Linked DNA regions of Homo sapiens: region 2 is linked to region 1. A link is a contact called in ENCODE Hi-C or POLR2A ChIA-PET data. All regions are on one chromosome and are shown on one strand. The core of a region is the stretch at or near the end of the contact, and the rest is flanking DNA. Distances in the headings are between cores, read along the strand shown. Region 1 holds the start of LINC02178 (long intergenic non-protein coding RNA 2178). Region 2 holds the start of LINC02168 (long intergenic non-protein coding RNA 2168).

Region 1 (4,194 bases), core at 107-2,606:
TCCTTCCTTGGGGCAAATGGCAGAGCCTGGCAGAAGCTGCTTGCCAGGCCTCTGGGCTGCTTTTATGAAGGAGAATTTGGGAAGATCAGTGGCTGTAACAAAGTGCGGAACAGGCTTCTCCTGCTCCTCTGCATGTCCAGATTATACCAGACACCACCAGGCAGACAGTATTGGGCAGCGGGGAGGGCACAGGCTGTGGGACTGGACACCTAGGGTTTGAATCCCACCTCCTCAACTTTGTAACCAGGAGGAGACTCTGGGCAAGTGTCTTCCCTGTTTGTACCTCACTTTTCTCATCTGTAAAATGGGACTAATAATTGTATTTACCTCGGGGGATTGTCATGAGGAATAAATGAGTTAATACATGTAAAGTACTTAGAATCGTGCCTGTTATACTGTTGCTCAACAGATGTGAGTAATAAGAATAACTGCTGTTATTTCAATATGTATCTTTTCAGGCATCATTATCAGCAACAGCTAAGTTGATAATCCACTGTATGGATCAGAGCTCATGCTTGGGTGTTGGGAGGGTACTGGGGTAAATCTCTTCCTTGCTTTCCTTCATTCATTCATTTTTGTTTTTCTTTCTTTCTTTCTTTTCTTTTCTTTCTTCTTTCTTTCTTTCCCCTTTTCTCTCTTTCTTTCTCTCTCTCTCTCTCTCCCCTTCCTTTCCCTTCCCTTCCCTTCTTTCCCCTCCCCTCCCCTCCCCTTCCTTCTCCTTTTTTTCTTGTCTTCTGGCAACAGACCCTTCTTTCCCAGGGGTGCCCAGTCCGTGTAGTTCTGAGGGTGGGGCTGAGCCTGCCATGCATGTGCTGCACAGATCTGACCAGTCAGAGAACTGTATTCCTTGGGCCACAGTGATTGGCTCAGGGACAATCATGTGACACAAGGCAGCCAGAGTTCTCCCCAGAATTTTGCTGCCCTAGTGTTAGCGAAGACAGCTTTCCATCCTCTGAGATCCCCAGTTCTAAGGGTGTTGTAAGCTGGAGTCACTAGAAGCCCACCTTCTCCAGCTACATGAAGGAAGCTATCAACAGTAGAAGAAAATGAGGCCATTATGTCAAAAAAGGCAGAAATAAGACATGGAGTGGGGGTGGTGGGGGGAGAGAGAGAAAGAGAGAGAGAGAGAGAGAGAAATGTGATACCTTAATTACCTACCTTAAGTGTAGCCATGCCTACAACTCTCGTGCTGTATGTGCTTCTGACTGAGTCAATTACCTTTGCTTTTATAAAGATCCGAGTTTGGTTTCTTGCAATCAAAAGAGTCCTGATCAATATGGAAGCTGACTTGGTTACCAAGGGTGCCTGCTGTTGTGTTGACATCACCCTCACTCATAGGGGCTCAGTCTCTTTCATAGATGAACTGCACCATGAGAAAAGGGCTGAGGACCAGGTGGTGAAGGGGCAGGAGTATTTGCCTTGGAGGATTGGAGCTGGTGTGCATTCAGCAGAAATGAGCCTTCCTTGGAGTAGTAGCCATCCAGCTGGGCTTGATTTCAGGGACTTGGAGAAGTGGAGGTGGGAGTTGGTGAGCATTCCAGAAGAAGGGCACAGCATGAGGGAAAGGCTTAAAGTAGAGGAAATGTAAGGTGTATTGAAAGAACAGCAGCTAGTCTTGATTGGCTGAATTGTCAGGCAAATGAGTGATGGAAAGCTGAAGGTGATGAGGCTGGAGAATTATGCTGGAGTCAGAGCATGGACTACAGGAGAGTCAGAGCATGGAGGTTTTGAGTTTCAGGTCTAGGATCTTGGATTTTGTGGCCTAGACAATAGGGAACCATGCAAGTGTTTTGTTTTGTTTTTTTTTGGTGGAAGTTGAAAGATTCAGAGCTGTGTAGTAGATTGTTAAAATGGGGAGGTGAGGCTGGGCCTATAGTCCCAACACTTTTGAAGGCCGAGGCGGGAGGATTGCTTGAGGCCAGAAGTTTGAAACCAGCCTGAGTAACATAGCCAGACCCTGTCTCTAGAAAAGAAAAATAAAAAAATTAGTTAGACTACAGTTTTATCTGTAGTCTGGCACTACAGATAAAAAATTAGTATCTGTAGTCCCAGATACACAGCAGGCTGAGGTGGGAGGATTGCTTGAGCCCAGGACTCCAATGCTACAGTAAGCCGTGATCGTGCCATTGCACTCCAGCCTGGGCTACAGAGTGAGATCTTGTCTCTAAAGGGACACTTCCGGCAGGAAGTGAATCTGGACCTTCTAGGGCCCAAAGTGGCAGAATGAAGTCACACAGGCAAAAACAGAGTCAGAGATAGAGAAGTGAGACCAAGTCCTGAGGCCATGATTGGAGCCCCTGAATCAGACACACCCTAGCCATTTCAGGTACCTGGGACTATGAAATTGAATTGAGTTTTCTATAACCTGCACACAAGAGTCCTGAGCGTATGCAGCTGCAGCAGCAAGTAAGCAACTGACTAGCTCTGTGTGGGCCTGCGTGCTCTCAGAGGAAAGGGAGGAGCAAAAAAGGAAGCAGTGGGCAGGTCCTGAGTACCTGAGAGGTTGGTGATACAGCTAGCAGGGACTGGGCTTATGGGAGAAGAAGCCATTTTTGTGGGGAAGTGCAGAATCTGAAATATCGGCATGAACCAAAGGTGGCTGGCCATTTCTCCACCGTCAGGAGAAAGAAGTGCATTCCAAGACATTTTGTTGAGGACTCGGCCAACTAGCAGAACCCATCCTGGGCCAGAGTTGGCTTCACTCAGTGGAGCCTAGGCATAGAGCAGGACCAGACACTGGCTCTGAGGCCCATGGTTTACCGACTGTATTAGTCAGGGTTCCCTAGAAGGACAGAACTAATAGGATAGATGTATATATGAAAGGGAGTTTATTAAGGAGTATTGACTCACACGATCACAAGGTGAAGTCCCACAGTAGGCTATCTGCAAGCTGAGGAGCAAGGAAGCCAGTCCAAGTCCCAAAACCTCAAAAATAGGGAAGCCGACAGGGCAGCCTTCAGTCTGTGGCTGAAGGCCCTAGAGCCCCTGGCGAACCACTGGTGTAAATCCAAGAGTCCAAAAGCTGAAGAACTTGGAGTCCAATGTTTGAGGGCAGGAAGCACCCAGCACGGGAGAAAGATGGCCGGAAGACTCAGCCAGTCTAGCATTTCCACATTCTTCTGCTTGATTTTATTCTAGCCACACTGGCAGCTGATTAGACCCACCCAGATTGAGGGTGGGTCTGCCTCTCCCAATCCACTGACTCAAATGTTAATCTCCTTTGGCAACACCCTCACAGACACACCCAGGAACAAAACTTTTCATCCTTCAATCTGATCGAGTTGACACTCAATATTAACCATCAGGCCGACTATTCATCAATCAGCATTGTGGCAATGTTCAGCAATGTTTTTCTTTCTGCTTTGCGCAGAGTTCTCTGGGAAGTTAAAGGAACTAGAAACTTTCTTCCTCATAACCGACTGGTAAGGTGAGTTGAGGATTGAGCAGGCTGAGGAGCAGAGTTTACACCCTGCCTCTGCTATACTCTGTCTTCGTGCTCTTGGGCAAATTACTTAGTTGCTTGAAAGATGAATCAGAGATTACCAGGTGGAGGTGATTCAGGGAGCATTCAGGCAGGAGGACTGGCCAGTGGCTAAGGGAAGAGAAGCCCCAGGGGGTGGTGGGTGAGTCATGGGCTCTGATGTCAGTTGGATCTGGGTTCTCATACTGGTTCAAGTGCATGCCCTTAAAACAAGTCCTTCAGCCTCTCTCTCTCAGCTTGCTCACCTAAAAAGTGGACCCAATGATCTCTATCTTGTAAGGTTGATATGAAGATTACTGGAGTAACTTTCCTATAAAGTGCCTGGCACATAATTGATGTTGCATAAATGATTGATTTGGGCCAGGCGTGGTGGCTCATGCCTGTGATCCCAGCACTTTGGGATATCACTTAAGGCCAGAAGTTCGAGACCAGACTTGGGAACTTAGTGAGACCCCCCATCTCAATTAAAAATATTTTAAAGAATGATTGTTTTGCCATTATAAGCCATCTGCAAGCTGAGGAGCAAGGAAGCCAGTCCGAGTCCCAAAACCTCAAAAGAAGGGAAGCCAACAGTGCAGCCTTCAGTCTGTGGCCGAAGGCCTGAGAACCCCTGGCAAACCGCTGGTGTAGATACAAGAGTCCAAAAGCTGAAGAACTTGGAGTCCGATGCTTGAGGACAGGAAGCATTATTTTTTAGTGATTTATTCTGATTC
Region 2 (4,565 bases), core at 499-2,998, 410 kb after region 1:
AACACAAGTACATAGCATTTCCGCCATACAGATACGATAGACATAAAACCACGGTGGCAAACAGCAGCCCGTGAACCAAACCAGCTCAGCACCTGATTTTGTGAATCACATTTGATTGGAACACAGTCATGACCATTTATCTAAGTACAGGTTGAATATCCCTTATCTGAAATGTTTGAGACCAGAAGTGTTTCAGGTTTCAGATGTTTTTGGATTTGGGAATATTTGCAGTACCAGATGAGCAGCCCTAACCCAGAAATCCAAAATCCAAAATGCCCCAATGAGCATTTCCTTTGAGTGTCATGTTGGTGCTCAAGAAGTTTTGGATTTTGGAGCATTTCAGATATTTGGATTAGGGAGCATTTAAGATTTTTCAGATTAGAGATGCTCAGTCTATATTATCAATGCTTTTGTGCTACAATGGCTGAGTCAAATAGTTTTGACTGAACCCTTATGGCTCACGCAGTCATTAAATGGCCCTTCCCAGAAACAGTTTGCTTACCTTTGGCACAGAAAATGGTAAAATATAAAATAATTAGGAAGTAATGAGTTGCGAGTATTTGTTACCTTTATTTTAAGTATAATTTCATTTTAAGTTTATATAATTTGTAAGTTTATATACTTTGTTAGCTTAATAATTCAATAATAGATCCATCCAAGAACTGACTCGCAAAATTCCTGAAAATTTAATAATGGGCTCTTGTGAGCCATGGATGCCAGCTCCAGTTTACTTCTGCCATCATCTCAAACACACCTACAGGCACATATAGACTCCTGTGCGCTTCATTTTCTCCACAGCACTGATCCCCTGGCTGCATGGCTTATCGTGGGCTCCTCAGGACCTCCCCTAGTCCCTTTAATTGTCTTTCCTTACCACCTTGATCAGTGCCTGGCACAAACCTCCCGCCTCAGCCTCCTCAGTAGTTGGGACTGCAGGTGCACACCACCATGCCCAGCTGGCTTTTTACATTTTTGTAGAGAGGGGGCTCTCGCTATGTTGTCCAGGCTGTTTCAGCCTTTTATTCGTGGAAGCCCCACTGTCTATTGTCAGTGTGCTCAGAATTAGATTACTGTCCCCATTTCTTTTGAGAAAGCACAAGACGTCTCAGTCTCTAGTTCCCCAAATAATGCTTCCTCTCAGAAGTGGAGACATCGTAGGACTCCCCTGCTAGGGCTTTGATGAACTTTGAATGAAACCATGCACGGAAAGTGCTTATCACAGTGCCTGGCACTCCGTAGCCCCTGAGTAAACAGCAGCCACCAGTGGCAGCAGCAGCAGCATTAGTACTAATATCGTAAACATGAACTTGAGAGACAGGGTGCAAGTCTAATCAGCAGTTCTCTTTCTGCCTCTCATCTCCCTCCACGATCCTATTTTAAGCCACACTCTTTATCCTTTAGATGGTTTTATGAGATTGAGATTTTTCTCAGGCATCTTGTCCCTGAGTGCAGCAGCGCCATCTTGTGGTCATTACTGGTTATGGCGCTGTCCTAGATCTAAGCTCCCAAACTCCGAGCCGCAGCCAGAACCCAGGCTTGGGAGGCAGCAGGGATTTTGAAAGCCAATGTGGCAGTCGGGCCAACACACCAGATTACACACTACACCCTAAGAGGGTTTAAGTTTCCTCTGCGTCATTTCGGGACAGCTGCTTAGTGTTGACCATTTCTGTTTGTGGCTGTCCTCTCTCATAATGGGCTCTGTCTTGCCCTTTCTCTGCATCTGCTGCTCCCTCTGTCTTGAGCTTTCAGGCACCGTCTACAAACGGGGTTTAAAATGAGCTAGCGCCATCTACTGGGCGAATGCCGTAAGGTCGGTTGTGAGGTCCCGGAATCTGCAAAGGAATGAATGAATTACAAATCTGTGGCTTTATGGGGGGAATGTCGGTACGTAATAGGATTCTGATGTCACCTCCCTTTATTTGCGACCCTTTCTCAGTGTAAGCCTCATATCTACTGTGTTAACTTTAGTACAGGTTACTTTGTCAGGATCCCAATGTGAAAATCAACCACACTGTCTTCAGTGCTTCCCAGAGAGGGGTCTTTGGACCAACCTGCGTCGTAGTCATCCAGGGACATTTAAGAATGCAGGCTCCGGCTGGGCGTGGTGGCTCTCACCTGTAATTCCAGCGCTTTGAGAGGCTGAGGCGGGCAGGGCTTGAGGCCAGGACTTTAAGACCAGCCTGGGCAACACAGCAAGACCTTGTCTCTACAAAAATACAATAATAACAATAAAAATTAGACAGGTGTAATGATGCACTTCTGTAGTCCTAGCTACTTGGGAGGCTGAGGCTTGAGGATCACTTGAGCCCAGGAGTTGGAGGCTGTAGTGAGCTATGATCACACCACTGCACTTCACCCTGGGCGACAGAGCAAGACTCTGTCTCTAAAAAAGAGAATTTGGTCTTGGAGGCCCTGTGCAAAATCTACAGCATCAAGCTCTCAGGGTAGGGCCCTGGAATGTGCATTTTGAACACTTCCCCCTTTTCCCACCAAGAGAATCGGGCACACGCTGAAGTGTGAGAACCACTGCCATTATGGAGAAGAGGCTTCCCGCCCCCTCACCTGCCACTCTAGAAATCCAGAGAAGAGATTCCACTTGGATTAAGACTTGCATAAGTGGGGAGTTGAGTCCAGTCTCTTTCCCCCACTGCAATACCCTGTTGCGGTGACATGTAATAATAATAAAAAGACTTGCATGAACTCCTTTCTGTGCAAATGAGAGCAAGCATCTCTGACAAAACCACAGTGCCCCTGTCGCTCATTTTGTGTGTGGTTTCAGTGATAACAGACCCAAAGTCCTGGGACCAGCATCTGGCACACCATGGGGGCTCAAATGGGTCACTACTGCTGCTGTTACCTGTGTGAGGCCGGCTGGAGGCCTCCTCAGCATTCCTCACCCCCTCCCATCCACCTCTGCTTGGGAGGTGGGGGAAAATGGTTTATACTTTCATATCAAGGCTCGGCCTGCCACCTCGGGCCCTTCTCCCAGAGCAGGGCTCACTTCAAGCAAAGCACACAGCCATGTTGGAAAGATTCCAGTACTGAGGTCACCCCCTTCCTGGGTGGCACCTCTCTGAGCCTCAGTTTTCCCATTCCTAATACAGAGAATTGTATTAGAGTCTGTGCTGTCCCTTCCAGCTCTGACGTTCAGGGTGGCTCAGTGCTTTGGAAGCCCCTTCCCCATGTGGCACTTCCATGGTGTCTGGGTCTGGTGTGTGCAGAGACCCCCCCCCTCAGAATGCTGATTTCTCTTGCTTTGGTTCTTTCTCTGCCTGCTACCCCTAACCCATTTTGCACAAATTGTGAGCCATGTAGGTGCCCGATACACGAGTGCTTGGTTTTCAAAAGCCTTCATATTGTGCATACCTCATCCCCAGCAATTCTGTTGCTGGGAAATTTTTCTAAGGCAATCATGATCGCAGATGTGCCCAAGATTAGCCATCAGACTCCGAGCAGCACTGTTTATAATGCTGGCCAAACCTGAAAAAGTTAAATGTGCAGGACTGTAATAAATTATGGTACAGCTAGACTATACCATAACCATTAACCATGTGCAGTCATTAATGATTCTTCTGGAATGTAATTTTTTTAAGGACATGAGCAAAAATTCACACTATATTAGGTGAAAAAAGTGGATTATTAAAAACTTATGTATGATAATAGATCTAATTTTGTGTATACAAAAATTTGTGGCTGGGCATGATGGTTCATGCCTGTAATCCCAGCACTTTGGGAGGCTGAGGTGGGCGGATCACCTGGGGTCAGGAGTTTGAGACCAGCCTGACCAATATGGTGAAACCCCATCTCTACTAAAAATAAAAAAATTAGCCGGGCTGTGGTGGCATGCCGGTAATCCCAGCTACTCAGGAGGCTGAGGCAGGAGAATTGCTTGAATGCAGAAGGCAGATGTTGCAGTGAGCCGAGATCGCGCCACTGGACTCCAGCCTGGGTGGTGACAGAGGGAGACCCTGTCTCAAAAAAAAAAAAAAAAAAAAAAATATTGTGCATGTACTGAAAAATTTGCTTGCAGGGAATACATTGATTCCTGAGATGACAGTGACTGCGGATGACTTTCATGTTTGTGTTTTTCTCTTGTCGGTATTATCTAAATTAAAATCCGTGGTTGACTGAATGGCAGGATGTGCAGGGAGGGTTGTCAGGAAGGGGCCATTTATCAGAAGGAGAGAACAGACACCAGAAAGGGCATGGGCTGTCAATCAAATACCGTTGAGGTGTTTGGGAGTGTGGAGTGGTCACCTCTGAGGCCATTTGCATGATAAAGACCCATGTGAACTTCCACCAGTTTTGAAAAGAGACCTGGCCATCCTGGGAAGAAAAAGACTGTCTGGAAGGGCAGTGGCTGGGCCCCTGGAGATCAGAGGCTTTTATGACTCCCTGGAGGGAATGCATTGCAGCTGGCATGGAGGGTGAGGCTGCCAAGAGCTCACCACATCAAAGGGGTGGGCATGGCAGTGGGGGGCTCTGGGGTGCACCAATGGTTTCGATCAAAACAGGAGCCATGCCCAGACCAGGAGGAGCGTTCTGTGTGGTGAGGGTCCTGTAGA

The links. Hi-C counts contacts between places; a loop is a spot of excess contacts on that map. ChIA-PET counts read pairs that join two places held with the same protein, here RNA polymerase II (POLR2A). Pooled maps may share reads with other maps.
Region 2: a loop to region 1 is called in a pooled map, with 2.5 times the contacts of the local background. The contact joins the promoter of LINC02168 here to the promoter of LINC02178 in region 1. A Hi-C loop is called at or near these places in 1 of 168 maps with a recorded cell type or tissue (ovary), 1 of 37 single-sample maps with no recorded cell type and 4 of 50 pooled maps. POLR2A ChIA-PET finds 5 or more read pairs at or near these places in 1 of 52 experiments (OCI-LY7).

The regions. Positions count from the first base shown.
Region 1 is chr16:50,393,777-50,397,970 of GRCh38, forward strand. LINC02178 (long intergenic non-protein coding RNA 2178) reads right to left here and starts at 1,357. Exons shown (of 2, transcript NR_146572.1): 1 at 1,159-1,357. RefSeq lists enhancers at 2,402-2,531, 3,152-4,194.
Region 2 is chr16:50,804,924-50,809,488 of GRCh38, forward strand. It overlaps LINC02168 (long intergenic non-protein coding RNA 2168), which reads left to right and starts at 1,749. Exons shown (of 2, transcript NR_146573.1): 1 at 1,749-1,884; 2 at 2,495-2,706. RefSeq lists an enhancer at 4,219-4,565.